Regions from separate parts of the Mus musculus genome. Here region 2 is linked to region 1. Evidence: chromatin contacts called from ENCODE Hi-C or POLR2A ChIA-PET data. All regions are on one chromosome and are shown on one strand. Each heading gives the region's core, a stretch centred on a gene start or an enhancer-like site at or near the end of the contact. The rest is flanking DNA. Distances are from core to core; before and after follow the strand shown.

Evidence for each region. Hi-C counts contacts between places; a loop is a spot of excess contacts on that map. ChIA-PET counts read pairs that join two places held with the same protein, here RNA polymerase II (POLR2A).
Region 2: a loop to region 1 is called in a map of heart, with 2.2 times the contacts of the local background. The contact joins the promoter of Kif3a here to the promoter of Septin8 in region 1. A Hi-C loop is called at or near these places in 4 of 37 maps with a recorded cell type or tissue (CH12.LX, heart and left cerebral cortex). POLR2A ChIA-PET finds 5 or more read pairs at or near these places in 1 of 5 experiments (Patski).

Annotation. Positions count from the first base shown.
Region 1 is chr11:53,517,238-53,524,323 of GRCm38, forward strand. It overlaps Septin8 (septin 8), which reads left to right and starts at 2,499. Exons shown (of 10, transcript NM_001347496.1): 1 at 2,499-2,802. The coding sequence starts at 2,773.
Region 2 is chr11:53,563,426-53,570,511 of GRCm38, forward strand. It overlaps Kif3a (kinesin family member 3A), which reads left to right and starts at 3,944. Exons shown (of 18, transcript NM_008443.4): 1 at 3,944-4,106. The coding sequence starts at 4,101. A430108G06Rik (RIKEN cDNA A430108G06 gene) reads right to left here and starts at 3,888. Exons shown (of 2, transcript NR_168001.1): 1 at 3,412-3,888; 2 at 1,229-2,289.

The DNA.
Region 1 (7,086 bases), core at 1,249-3,748:
CCTGCAGTGAGGGCTGCCTTGTTTAGATTCCTACTGGCTTTGCATATGAGGTGGGGAGGGATTGGGGTCAGGGCAGGGTGGGGTAGAGAGTGGTATATAGTTTGCTTTCTCTGAGACAATGTTCATCAGGCAACCAAAAGCTCTGAGGCTCTGAGGACTTCCTCCGGGACTTCTTCGCCTTTGATCATGTGACTTTGGGACTCAGCCTACCCTAGCTGTACCCCTGGGTGTGTATAAGGACCACATGGAATACTGCTGCAGAAAATCCTACATGTGAAAAGATCAGTCTACTCACCTTGCAGCCCCCACAGACTATCCTTACTCCTTCAGAAGTGCAAACCCACAGCTGCGTGGACAGAGTAACTCACATAATATGAAAATCAGAGGCTTGGAGATGAGGAGAAAGTTTTCCTAGGAGAGTGGACACTTCTCAAGAGAGGGAAGTCACCAGTCTCCCTGGTGTGTGTGTGTGTGTGTGTGTGTGTGTGTGTGTGTGTGTGTGCCCAAGGAGGCCAGAGGCATCAGACACCCCTGCATCTGGAGTGACATGCTGTTGTAAGCTGCCCCACGATTTGGATGTTGGAAACTATGGGTCTTCTAAAAGACTGCTGAGCCGTCTCTCCATCCTTCCTCTTTTTTATTTGAGACAGGATCTGTCTGGTTGGGATTAAAGGTGAGTGCCACCACACCAAACTAAGTGGATGTTTTGAAATAACACTCGAGTGGAAATGAAAGGCCATTTAGAAGGTAGTCTAAGGCCAAGGAGGAGTGAGAAAGAAAAAGGCAGCGAGGAGAAACTTGCATGTTTCCTTGCAGCAACTGTTTCAGATGATGGAATCCTCAACCCCGCATGCTCTCCCCATGCACTCCGCATGCTCTCCCATGCACTCCCGGGGTCAGACATTAGGGCTAGAGGAGACACTAGCAAACAATGGGTTCCAATCACAATTTAAAGCCCCTTGCTTGTTTTTCTTCATTTTCAGAGACTTGAGGGACCCAGTTCTCTCCATTGTGTAGATCCCAGGGATTGAACTCAGGCCATCAGATTGGGTGGCAAGCAACTTTACCCGCTGAGCCACCTTGCTGGCTCATGGATACACGCCATCAGAAGAGTAGCTTTCATAGTAAGGTTAAGAAGCTGGGTGTGGGATGTGATTCAAACAGGAAAGTTCATCACTAATCCACCTCCCCACTCTAACCACTGTGCTGTGACCCCAGGTGTTTGTTTGCTTGTTTGTTTGGGGGGTGTCTTGTTTCTTTCTTTGGGGGGGGGTCACCAGACTGGCCTCCATTTTGTTTTATAATGGAGGATGACTAGAACTCTGAACTGTCCTGCCTCTAACTTCCAAATACTAGGATTATAAATGTGCCCCTCACATCTGGCTTATGCAGTGCTGGGGACAGAACTCAGGGCTTCCTGCACGCTAGCGAGCAAGCACTCTACCAAACTGAGCTGCACGGGGCCACATTTCTTGTCAGAGAACGTACAAGGAACAACAGCACGGTGGAGCATCCAACAAAATAAAAACACTGTTAAGAACTCCAAGATACTTCAGCTGGGTACCTTGGAGACAAGACATGGTTTGTAAAGAAAGAAGGGAAAAGCTTCTTCTCTCTTCAGAGAGAGAGAGAGAGAGAGAGAGAGAGAGAGAGAGAGAGAGAGAGACTGACTCTATGGAGGGGACAGGAAGTGTTCCACAGCACGGGGTGTGCCAAGTCCAGATGTGGTCTCCAGATACCTCCAGCAGGCATACGTTTCCACTGAGGGGAGGACAGGGTTGTTTCTCAAGAAGATATTGGGGGTGGGATGCACATTCGTGGGTAGTGGAGGGACAGAGGCAAAGTTTGCCTTACTATCAGGGAGACCTTAGGGAAAGGCAGGGAAAAGAAGACGGGGCGAGCTAGATCTTGTAGTCACTGAAAAAGTTTACGGAGCCTCTTGAGACGTTTGTGTAGGTTTTTTTTTGAGTGGTATGGTTGGCGAAGATGTGCGTACTGTGAGAACCAAGTTCCTCTCTGCATAATGCCATAACTCCAAACTCGTGGGACAAGCAGGGTGAGGATCACTAGCAGTATGCTGCGCATAGATGTCGAGTCCGCTTCCCAAACTGCATCTTTCTCCGGTTCATCATTGCGCAAGGAGCCAAAGGCTGCCTGGCAGGATGCACCGGTCCAGCCCAGGGCTCCCGCCCTAGCTCCAGCTTAGAGCATCAGGTGGGACCTATGGCACAGGCAGAAGAGGCTGAGGGATCTCTCTCGGACCTGCAGCGCATGAACCATCCGATCGGTGGTCCCAGTGCGTTTGCAGGTTCCTGTAGAGACAGTCAGCTTGGAGGCAGAACTCCCAGGGCACACGTAGCACCCCTCTGTGCTATGCACTAATCTGGCTTCCAAGGGACACTCAGCAGGCCTCGGAGAGGCCCGGGTCCCCCAGACGTGGCAGTCCGGGCCCCCCACCTCACAGACTACAAGTCCCAGCAGCACCCGCAGCTAGTACCTCCTGCCAAGCCGCGGAGACCCCCGTCGGTCCCAGCCGCGGGGAGTGCGCTGTGCTGGGGCCGAGCCGGGTAGGGAGGCCGGTCCCGCGGGCGGGGGCGGGGCCGGCTCCGCGGCTTCTCCCGCCGCCGCCGCCGCCAAGGGGAGTTTCCAGGAAGTGGCCATATTGGATCCATTCAGCCGCAGCCGCCCGGGCGGAGCGCGTCCCGCAGCCGGCTCATCCCCGCCGCGGCCCCGGCGTTCCCCGCAACCCGCCCGCCCGGTGCGCAGCTCGCCATGGCGGCCACCGACTTGGAACGCGTCTCGGTGAGGCCTGTGGCGCGCAGGGGCACGGGAGGGGGCGCGAGGCGGGCTGTCAGCACCGCGCGGCGGGGCCTCGAACCCCGGGACCCGGGAGCTAACCCCGGGAGGGTGTCTCAGAGTGTTGGGCTTCGCGCGATGTGAGCTCTTTCGCGGGAAGAAGCCAAGATCTGGGCTGATCGGGGCAGGTGTGAAGACAAGACTCGTGTCCAGAGGGGAGGATCCCGGACGCCCCCGACTCTTCTCTCCCAGGGTGTTCCTGCACCTCTGGGTACTTGCCTTTGCCGCGCAGGTGCTGTTATCTGGGTGCAAAGAGTGAGGATGGAGCCCCAGGGATCCAGGGATTTTTCTACCCCCCAGCACACACACACATTCCAGAAAGAGCTCAGGGGAGTTGCAGACTTTGGGTTGGAAGAACCCAGGCTCGCTGCTCATCTCCTCCACTGCCCTCCCGGGAACCTGGATCCTGGGTGCGACTCCAGACAGGTCCAGGGCCTCAGTGGTTGGCTCTGGCTCTGCGGCAGCCATTCCCAGGAGCTGAAGTGATTCCAGATCCAAACCATTGAGTGTTTGTTTGGGCCCCAGTCTGGACCTGCCTCTCTCTAGGCTGACGCCCCTTGGTGGTCCTAAGGGGGGTGTCTGTGGACTTGAGCCAGGCTATAGCATGCGGAGGGAGGCCTTTTGGGGGTTGTCTGCACTCTTGGTGTCTAAGGCTGGATTTGGGTGTGTCTGGGAGGCTAGGCTGTGACGGTGAAGGAAGCTGTGTCCTCTTGCCAGCATGTGAGGCCCTGGTCGACTGGAAGGGGAGGAGGGGAAGAGAGGGAGGAGGTGGAGGAGGGCCCAGGGCTGTTGGAGGGAGGGAGAATTCTGAATGTGTGACCGATAACGAATTGGTTCTGGGGCTAAATAAGGGAGCCAGGACTTATGTAATTTTGCTATAAATACTGTCATCTGAATTTATATATGCAAATTTCTTCTTTAATCTGAAAATACATTTGTTGGTCTTTGCGAATATGCATAACAAAGCAGGAGCTTTCATAATGTGTAGACTGGTGTGTTCTGTGCCCCTTGGGGAGGGGGCTGTGTGTCTGTTAAGTAAGTTTGACTTCATGGGTAACAGATGCAGAGGCTGGGCCAAACCAAGGTCCACTTCACTCCCGCGGCGTGAAATGCAGTACGTAAAATGGAATTTATGTACTGCAGGAAAACAGCTGAGTCCTTATAAACCTGCCTAGTGGATGGAGACCAAAAGGGGTGTGTGTGTGTGTGTGTGTGTGTGTGTGTGTGTGTGTGCCTGTCTGACGCTGTGTTTTCTGTGCTTAGCCGACCAGAAGGTGTGTCTGTTCTGTATTGAGGTCAGAGGTTTGTCTAGCAGTTGATCTTGCCGGATGAGAGTATGTGTAAAGCAGCCAGCATCAGTGGCCCGAGAGGATTCCTAGAGATACCACTTGTTGGTCATGGGACCTCTTGCAAGCTGTTTAACCCTCCGTGTTCTCATCTACAGAGTAAGAGAAAAGCGTATCTGCCTCATAGAGTTGTGTGGATAGTGTCAGGACATGATAAGGACTCAGTAAATACCCAGCTGGGTATGAGATGGCTGCAGAAAATGTGTTTGCCTTGGTCGCACCGTCGCCAGAGGTATCATCAGGGGGCCAGCTGAGCGTCCACATTGTACAGCTGGGGCTTGGGAAGACCTTGCCTCTGTTTGCTTATGGATCGCTTCTGTGGGAAGTCTTCATTATTATCCCCATACTGAGCCAAAGCACAGAGCGGGGACTCAAGTTCAGCTACGGCTGGAATCTTGGGGCCTTGATGGTTGTGCCAGAGGGATGGACGCCTTCCCCGCCCTCTGCGCTCTGGGCTGTCAGCCTCCTGGGAGGACTCAGATGGAACTGAATTTGGGTGGAGATGTCGGGTGGAGTTTGGCTGGAATTTAGAAGTCTGGTCTCTTTCGTCCCTTCCTTATCATCCTGGAAAGATAATTTCCTCTCTTATCATGTGCTAAGCCTTGCTGATTCCTTACAGAGGTGTTTTTTTTTTTTTTTTTTTTTTTTTACAGTTAACTGTAGTTTTGGGCTTATTGGAGACACGCTGGATATTTTGCCAGCTGCAAGGTTTGGCGGCACAATTGGCAGGTGTCGACTGCCCCTCTGGCTTGTGCAAAAGTGGGCTTCAGATAACCTGCAAACTGTCTTAGACTGGAGTCTACAAGAGCACACAGAAAGGTTTGGGCTGTAGTTTGGGGTGGAGAGCTTACTTAACTTGTGTAGAAAGCCCAGGGTTCAACCACCCAAGCTGCCTAGAATTTAAAATGAACTCACTCAGCAACGTACTTTGAGATGGAGGTGAGTCGGGGTCGCTCTGCATAGTCCTGGCTGTCCTGGAACCCACTATGTAGACAAGGCTGACATTGAACTCACAGAGATCCACCTGCCTCTGTCTCCCAAGTGCTGGGATTAAAAGTGTGCACAACCATGCCTGTGTGTTGGTATTTTGACTTACCCTTATCAGCATGGTGGATACACCATAGGCCTATATTATATTTTATTTATTTGTTGTGTGTATGTGACTATGTATGTATGTGGGTGTGCTTGTGTGATGGTATGTGTGTGGAGGTCAAAGGTCAACTTTCAAGTCTTTCATCATATGGGTCCTGGAAATGGAATTTTGGCTTTCAGGTTTGACAGCTGATGCCATCTTGCTGGCCCCACATCTCTGACTGGGTCCTGCTCAGCCTTAGGTCAGCTCAGAGGCTTAGGTTGATGGCTGTTGTATATGTCTGCAGGAGCAACCCTCAGCAGGTTCTGTCATCTCTTGTCTTCCTTGGGTCATCAGACTCCTGGCACACTTTTGGGGTCCCTCTCTTCTTAGACTCTGACTCTGAGAATCACTCTCCTCCAACCCTGACCAGCTCCTGTGACTCCTGTCTGCATCTAATGGGACAAGGTTCAGACTCCTAGGTGAGGGACCCTGTAGGTTCCGGGCAAAGTGAGGATGTGCGGGGGAGAGGGGAGAAACGTGAAGCAGCCTCATCCTTGGCTTTCTTCCCAGCCAGTCGCTCCCTCGCCCCCATCTCCGCTTTATCCTCAGCACCATCTGTTACATCCGTTGTCACCCTGTAATCTTGACACTTCCCCAAAAAGCATGCTATCCAAGGAGAGCCTATTTTGTCCTGAAGCTAGGTGTGGGAAGCAGGCTTCTCACCCCAGTGTGGCTCAAGGGCCCTGTTCCCTGGGCTCTCCCTATCCTGTGAAAATGACCTCGGCGAGACTTTCTGGGCAGAAAAGATAGCTGAGAAAAAGGTGCCTGTGAAGCCCCCAGTGCCGAGCATTGCAGGGTCACACGTGAATGCCACAGGCAAAGCCACGGCTCCACACCTTTCTCCAGGAGCTAGGGTTGCCTTTTCTTCCTCCCTTCCCTACCTAACAAACTATGAACCAACCTTACTGGAACCTTATGGAATGGATCAGAGCTGTGAGTCTGGTGAGGGGTTGATGACCCAAGGCAGCATCCAACCGTGGACTGTTTGGGACAGGAAGAAAGACGATGGCAAGAGACTGGCCACAGAGTCAAGGAGGATAAGCAGAGGAGGAGAACTCGGGGCTTGTCCAAAAGCTTTGGGTGGGCAGTGGATGTTTTGTGGTCCATCGTCTTTTTGCTGTCAGCAGGCTGAGATTTGGTGAGGAAGCAGAGTTTGGTTGCTGGTCATTCAACCATGGGCCCAATGCCCAAAGACTAGCTTCCACCTGAGTGCCCCTTGAGGTGATAGACTTTCGAGCCCTAGGATGAAATTGGGAGTGGTCTGTGTTTGGGACAGTAACTCCCGGACATATTTGTAACTGAAGCCCAGCTTCCTTGCGGCCATGCCCCAGAGCAAAGAAGCAAGGAGCAGCTGGCCTCCAGGTGTCTCTCAGGGCCTCTCCAGTTTCCTGCTTCCAGTTGCCTTTAGGGTTTTGGGACCCTCCCCACCCCCATCTTATAATGCTCTAGCTTTGTGTATAACCAGATGTGGAGCTGGTTGGGGGGGATGGGGGACGGGGGTGGGGTGGGGGAATGGGACACATCTGCTTGAAGAGTGGGTTGCTCTATTAGCTTCCATAGGCATTGTGTTCATCCTCAGGGCGCATGTGGGGAAGCCTAGCTGGGAGGAGGCAGCAGAGGACAGGGTCGGGAGTTTCTGGGCAGTAATACTGTTGGCATCAGGACCTCAGAAATCCGTGACATCACTTAGGCGAGACCCGCAGACCCGTTGCCAAGGCAACAGCCACCATATTCCCAGAATCTACTTGG
Region 2 (7,086 bases), core at 2,694-5,193, 48 kb after region 1:
CTATTTCATATGTATAAGGGTTTTGTCTGCATGCGTGTCATGGACATGCCTGGTGCCCAAGGAAGCCAGAAGAGAGCACTGGATCCCTTAGAACTGGAGTTACAGTGTGAGTAACCATGTGGAATGAGGATTGAAGCAAGGAACTCTGGGAGAGCAGTCCATGCTATTACCCACTGTATTGTCTCTCCAGACCCTCATTACTTTGTTTGTTTTGTTTTGTTTTTTGTTTTTGTTTGAGACAGATCTTACTGTGCAGCTCTGACCTGGGACTCACTATACATACACACCTAGGCTTGAAGCCACAGGTATCTATCTACCTGTCTCTGCCTCTCCCAAGTTCTGGGTTTGCCACACCTGACCTCCTTTGTCTCCTGGATCTCAGGTTGTCTCAGACATAGCATGGAGCTGAGGATGACCTTGAATTTCCGATTCTCCTGCCTCTGCCCATTTGTGCCAGCTTTGTGTGGTGGTGCTTAGAACGGAACCCAGGGATTCGGGCTAACTAGACAAGGACTCAACCAAGGCACAGTTGTTGCCCCTCGAAGATGTTGTTATGGAAACCGACTCTGAGTATAGTAAGGCATGGAGAGTGTACCACAGTGGTAAGAATCAAGCTCTGGTTTTACTCTAAGGCAGATTCTTTTTTTTTTTTTTTCTTCTCTGTGTGTAGCCCTGGCTGTCCTGGAACTCACTCTGTAGACCAGGCTGGCCTCGAACTCAGAAATCCGCCTGCCTCTGTCTCCCGAGTGCTGGGATTAAAGGCGTGCGCCACCACTGCCCGGCTAAGGCAGATTCTTCAATGGGCTGTGTTGAAGGATTGGGATTGGGGTGGAAGAGAGACACTGGGGTTTGAGCAGAGCAATTGTCAGAATTCTGTTTCTAGTTGAGAGGAGGAAGCCTAGATGGAGCCTTTCTGTGTATATGTGACAGGGATAGTGTGGAGGAAGGGAGGCCAAGAGGACTGGGGAACAGGACTTAAACTTTGACAGAATAAACTTAAAATATCCGTTATGCAACCTAGTGGACTGATGCTCAGGGGAGAGGTTGGGTGGAAGGAGGGTGGATCATTGGTTCTTCTGGGCCAGGTTCTGCACTAGGCTGTGGTGAGACAGGTGAGACTCTGGACTTACTCCAAAGTAGCTCTGTTTTTGCTGGTGGTACAGGAAATAAACTTACAAGCGCAGTCATTCTGGAAGGCCTGCTCCCCATGCTTCTGGATCCGATGTATGATGGCCATTTTTCTTTTATGTTAACTTTTGTATAGTATTAATAATTTGATTTTTTTACACAACCAAAAACCTTTACATCAGTGGAAGGCATTTGAACATAAAGCAATATACTCGAAACGGATTCATTTCAGTCTTTCAGCAAACATTCAAATACTATCTCAGAGAAGTAACACAAAGAGGAAAAACCATCTTAAAGTGTCTAGCCTCAAGAGGCTCGTGGTGGCCTATATAGCTCTGTGTAGTATAGTATGATGTAATGTAACATACATTCAAATGCAGGATCTTACAAGGTAAAATAGGCATAACTAGGAACATGAATTCTGTAGCATAAATTTTTTGCAACCTACTTTTAAGAAGGGTTCAACCTCTCCTCTAGCCTACCACTCAGCAGAGGGAGTGGAAGAGACACGTTATTAGGATGGAGGGAAGTGGACCTGTTCAACGATAGTTCTTTGGAGGTGAGCTTGATCTTCTTGGTCAGCAGATCAGTCCCATAGCAAATACCAAATACAACTCAGCAGCTTCAGACCAGTCCTCTAGGCAGGCAGACACCAACCATGAACCAACAACTACATTCCAGTCCTCTTGGCAGGCAGACACCAATCACGAACCAGCAACTGTAGTTCAATCCTGGAGAAGTTGCCAGGCTTGTCAACCGGCCTGAGGAGAGGCCTTAGACGCAGCAAGCTACCATAGGAACCTTATGAGCAGTTTCTTTGTTGAGTTTCTCTCAGTATCAGAGTTGAGCTCAATGTAAGGCGAACCAATACATGAATGTTGTTAGAGAAGAATATTGAGGTGGAGCAAATCAAACCAGTGCTCTGTGCTCGTCTCCCACTGTCAGCGGGGTCATGTTTCTACTCCTTCATCACAGGTCCTTTCATGAGTTTGCTCTATCCAAACACCCTTTCACCTGTGTCTGCTTCAGGAAAACAGTCTTTCACGTGTTTGCTTTAGCAAGACATCCTTTCACCTTTGTGCCCCAGCAAAACATTGCTTGGCATAACTTTCCAAGGAAACCAGAACTTTCCACTTCAAGACTCATTTAGAATAGAGACATCTTAAAAAAAAAAAAACCAAAAACTTTAGTGGCCAGCAAGATTGCTCAGTGGGTAGATGTGCTTGCCACTAAGTCTGACTACCTCAGCTCCATCAGTGAGGTCACACAGGGAAAGAAGAAGAGGAGACCAACTCCTGAAAGGTGTTCTCTGACCTCCACACATATGAGCTGTGGCATATGCGTATTGGACCATACACTTACATAAATAAGTATAAAACTGTAATGAAAGGATAGGGGGTTGTCATTTATTAGCAACAGCTGTGCAATGGTGGTCTACATGACCATAAGAAATGGGTATTTTACCTTCTCCTACTCAGCATCTTTGAGAAGTAATACAAAACATGTTTCTAATAGTCAAGACTAACTGTGATGTATTGAAGAGGAAGTTTTGAAAGAAGACTTTTTTTTTCTTTTTTTTTGAGACAGGGCTTCTCTGTGTAACCATGGCTGTCCTGGAACTCACTCTGTCAACCAGGCTGCCCTTAAACTCAGAAATCCGCCTGCCTCTGCCTCCCAAGTGCTGGGATTAAAGGGGTGCGCCACCACTGCCCAGCAAAAGAAGACTTTTTTACAATTAAGTATATGTGTGTCTCTATGAGTGGATATATGCATGTGAGTACAGTTCCCACAGAGACCAAAAGAGGGCATGGGATTCCCCTAGAGCTGCAGTTGTGAATGCCTGACCTGAGTGCTGGGACCCTAACTCCAGCCCTTTGCAAGATCAGTATGCATTCTTAACTGCTGAGCCAGTTCTTCAGACCCAAGATGAACATTTTGAATGTTAACACAGAACACACTTTATAATTACTTGCAACTTAAACTCTCCTATAACTTCCGGGTGTGATGAAGATGCCTTTAATGCCAGCACTCGTGAGTCAAAAGATCTCTGTGAGCTCAAGGTCATCCTGGTCTATCCAGTGAGAAACCCCCCCCCCCAAGACAAACCAAAAACAAAACAAACTCTCCCATAACTGAGAAACCCTAAGCAGTTCTGTTGGGCAAATGGCTATTTAGACGGAGCTTCTCCTTTGAGTTAGGTCTCAAACTCCCAACAAATGGTTGAGGTGCCTTTTTCACATATTAAAGCAGACCTGGATGCTCCCAGCATCCCTCAGTCCCTACCTGTTACAGGGTTGGCTGGCATAGTCCACCCCGTGAACCTTCCGGCCCAGGTGCTGAGCTGCCCTTCTGGGGTCCTTCCCTATATAATCCATCCATTTTGACTCTGCTGGTCATTTTCACTTTTTTTCCCCCTTTACCTTCCTGGCCTGTTGGTCTCCTTGGTCTCCGCTCTCTCCTCATATGGCTGGATCAGGGTCCTGTTCATTCAAACTTTTGGTGCAGACAGATAGTAGAGATAAACAGAACCCAACCCCTGATATTCCTCATAAAATAAGGAGTCATCAGAATCTGGTACGCTATTGTCCACTGTTGTTTTCAATATTTGGGACACTGCCAGCGCCGGAAGCTCCTGGCAGTCTGAGCGGGTCAGATGTCCTGGTGGCCTCAACATGAACCAGCTTTACAGAGCAGAGCGATGGCAGCACCCCGCAGGCGTTGCCCCAGTCTAGCGTCCATGGAGATGGACGCGGAAAGGCCTTGCGCATGCGTACTTCAAGAGCCCAGGACACCCGAGATTGGGCGGGGCGAGCTCAGAGTGCGCCTGCGCACTGCCCTCTGTAGCTGTGTGAGCCGCAGTCTCTGGAGCGCTAAGGTGTTGCGGTCGCCTGTGGCCAGCCTCGCCCCCAAACCCGGTGTTGTTGGGCTGCATCCGGAGTGGGGACGTTGGCGGAGCACCGGACGCGGCCACCATGCCGGTGAGGATGGACAGTCGGCCACGGGGGCTTCGGCTCATCGTGTCGGCCCTGCTCGGGGGCGCGGCCGTTGCCATAGAAGCGCGCGGCGGGCGGGGCAGGGTGGCCAGGCCGGGAGGCCTTGGAGGAGAAGGGCGGTGGGGCGGCGGGGCTGGGGTCCGGACGCATCGGGGGCCGCTCGGGACCCGCCCAGTTGCCCCGGAACGCGTTGCATCTCGCCAGGCCTGCTCTGCCAGACAGAAAAGCACCGCGCGGACAGTGGAGGCTTGGTGGCTGCGCGTGGCCACCATGGTCTTGCGGATGCTCGGAACCCCAGAGTCTACGCTCTGGCCCCCTACTTCCCTGGGTATAAGCTGTCATTCCGAGCGGGCACCTTAGCTTATGGTGCAGAATGTAACCTGTAGGTGTCTTTGTGCGAGTATGCGGTGGCGATTTGGTTACCTCCTAGGATTTCACGGATTGTTATCGTGCCATAATAAGGGGGTGGTTGTAAGTCCCATTGGAGAAGACTTGAGCCATGGTAGATTATATATTGGTTATGGGGCCTTCGATGGTTATTTACAGCGTCTGGGCCCTTAGTTCCTACACATTTAAACTTTCCTTCTTGGGGTTTTTATCAAGGCAAAATAAATTAATGCACAGGACACTTGAAGGACAGGGCTTGACATTTAGCACAAAATGCTCAGTGTTTGTTTATATTTATTGCTTTATTGAATAATGAATATTCAACAAAGATTGCGCACTAGCCGTATATATGTTAACTATGCAGGCGGTAAGGTTGTGCTAGGTGTTTTTAATTCAATTTTTATTTTATGTGTATGAGTGTTTGCATGTATGTATGTATGTGCACCACGTGCCAGGGGAAGGAAGAAGAGTGCATGGAATTATTTGGAACTGAAGTTAAAAGCAGTAGTAAGCTGCCATGTGGGTGCTGGAAACTCAGCCCAGGTCCTCTGTAAGGTCCTCTGTAAGTGCTCTTAACCACTGGCCCATCTCTCCAGCCTCATTACCAAAGTTTTGACTTTGGAGAAGAGGTGAAAACCATATACATTTAACAGAGAAAAGACAGCCTTAATAAATGAAGTGAGTAATCTGCATATGGCAGAAATTGGATCTGGTGAATTGGAAAAGGTTTCCATAAAGGAATGCTGGCCTACAGATAACAGATCTACTTTTGTTTTCAAAAGACTTAAATTGCTATATTTGTGAAGTTTCTCAGTTTTAGCAGATGACTAAAATACTTAAAAATGCTTTGAGCCAGCTGGCCAACACTTTGAAAGGTTGAGGGAGGAGGATTTAGAGTTTAAGGCTGGTCGGGCAGTGGTGGCACCTTTAAACCCAGCACTTGGGAGGCAGAGGCTGACGGATCTCTGTGAGTTCAAGGCCAGCCTGGTCTATGGAGTAAGTTCCAGGAGAGCCAAGGCTACACATAGAAATCCTGTCTCAAGTTCAAAGCTATCCTTGGCTTCATAAAGAATTCTAGGCTGCCCCGTGCTTCATGGGACCCAGTATCAGAACAAAACAAAAATACTTTGAGGCAAATAAAAGGATTTTATGGGTTGAATTCAGACCCTTGATTCCTTGTTTGAATCTCAGATGAATATACCATGACAGACATCAGTCAAGGAGCAACCCAGAGTCAAAATGTATTCTTTAAAAGCTCTCTCTCAGAGTCTACTAAATAGAAAAAGCATTTGACCTAGTCAGAGAAGTGTTCCCATGGGAACTGCTGAGCTGAAAACTGAAGGATAAGTAGATGTCACCTAAGTGAAGAAGGGCATGAGGAATGTTCTAGACCGAAGGACTCGAGGAAAGTCCGCAGGGAAGAGGAGATCACGAAACTCTGAGAGGAGGAAGAGTATTTGGTAAAGCCTAGAGGCTTTTCTGTACCTCCTAAACATTTTTGGCTTGTCATCTGGGGAGATTTTTACATGGGGAATAATGTGATTTGATTTGTGTTTACACCATCGTGTAAGAGGGCAGACGGAAGGGTGGTTTAATTAGATTCAGGAGCGAATGTAGGTAGTCGACGAACGAAGGCCCAGGTGATGCTACCTAGCCTAGGGTGATGAAGGCCAAACTGGAGAGAAACATATTCATGGCAGTCCTAGGATCTTTGTCATGTAAAATTTTGACAATCAAAACTTCATATAAACGTTCATAAGACATTTTTCTCTGTATGTCATTGGCCTTCTCCGTCCTTAACTTGTCTTGGGTGGAGAGGAAAGCCGTATATGGAGGTATCACATGGTAAAAATCTTACAGATGCATTCTAGGAAATGAAATTAGATGTCATGGGAGAGCAAGAGACAAGGTCTCACTATATTATATAGGCTGGTCACAAACTCACAGAGATCCATCTGCCTCTGCCTCCAGGAGTTCAGGAGTTCTGGTATCAAAGGTATGTACCACAGCTTCACCTCATAGATTTTTTTTTTAAAAGATTTATTTATTTTATTTATATGAGTACACTGTAGCTATCTTCTGAGGGCATCGGATCCCATGACAGACGGTTGTGAGCCACCATGTGCTTGCTGGGAATTGAATTCAGGACCTCTGGAAGAACAGCCAGTGCTCTTAGCCACTGAGCCATCGCTCCAGTCCGACCTCAGATTCTTAATAAAGCTTGTCAACCACTTCACGCGTGTTTGTTTGTTTGTTTGTTTGTTTTTGTTTGTTTGTTTGTTTTTTCAGGCAGGAACTTCAGCTGTGTGGACTGTTGAGCTAATGCCTGTATACTAACTAGTTCATTTTCTCCACTTGAAGCATTTGCTTCAGATGTAAATTAGAGTTTTTCTCTTCCCTCTTTTGTACTGCAAAAGAAACAGTCTCCATTTGTATACCTATAAACCCTTTCTGTATATGTAGAGATCTTTAATTGCATTTATCGAAGGCTTGTAAAGTCTTAGCACATCCGGGATGCTGAGGTGGAAAAGTAGACTTTTCTAACTATATTTAGAGCAAAAGGAATGTTCTTCTCACT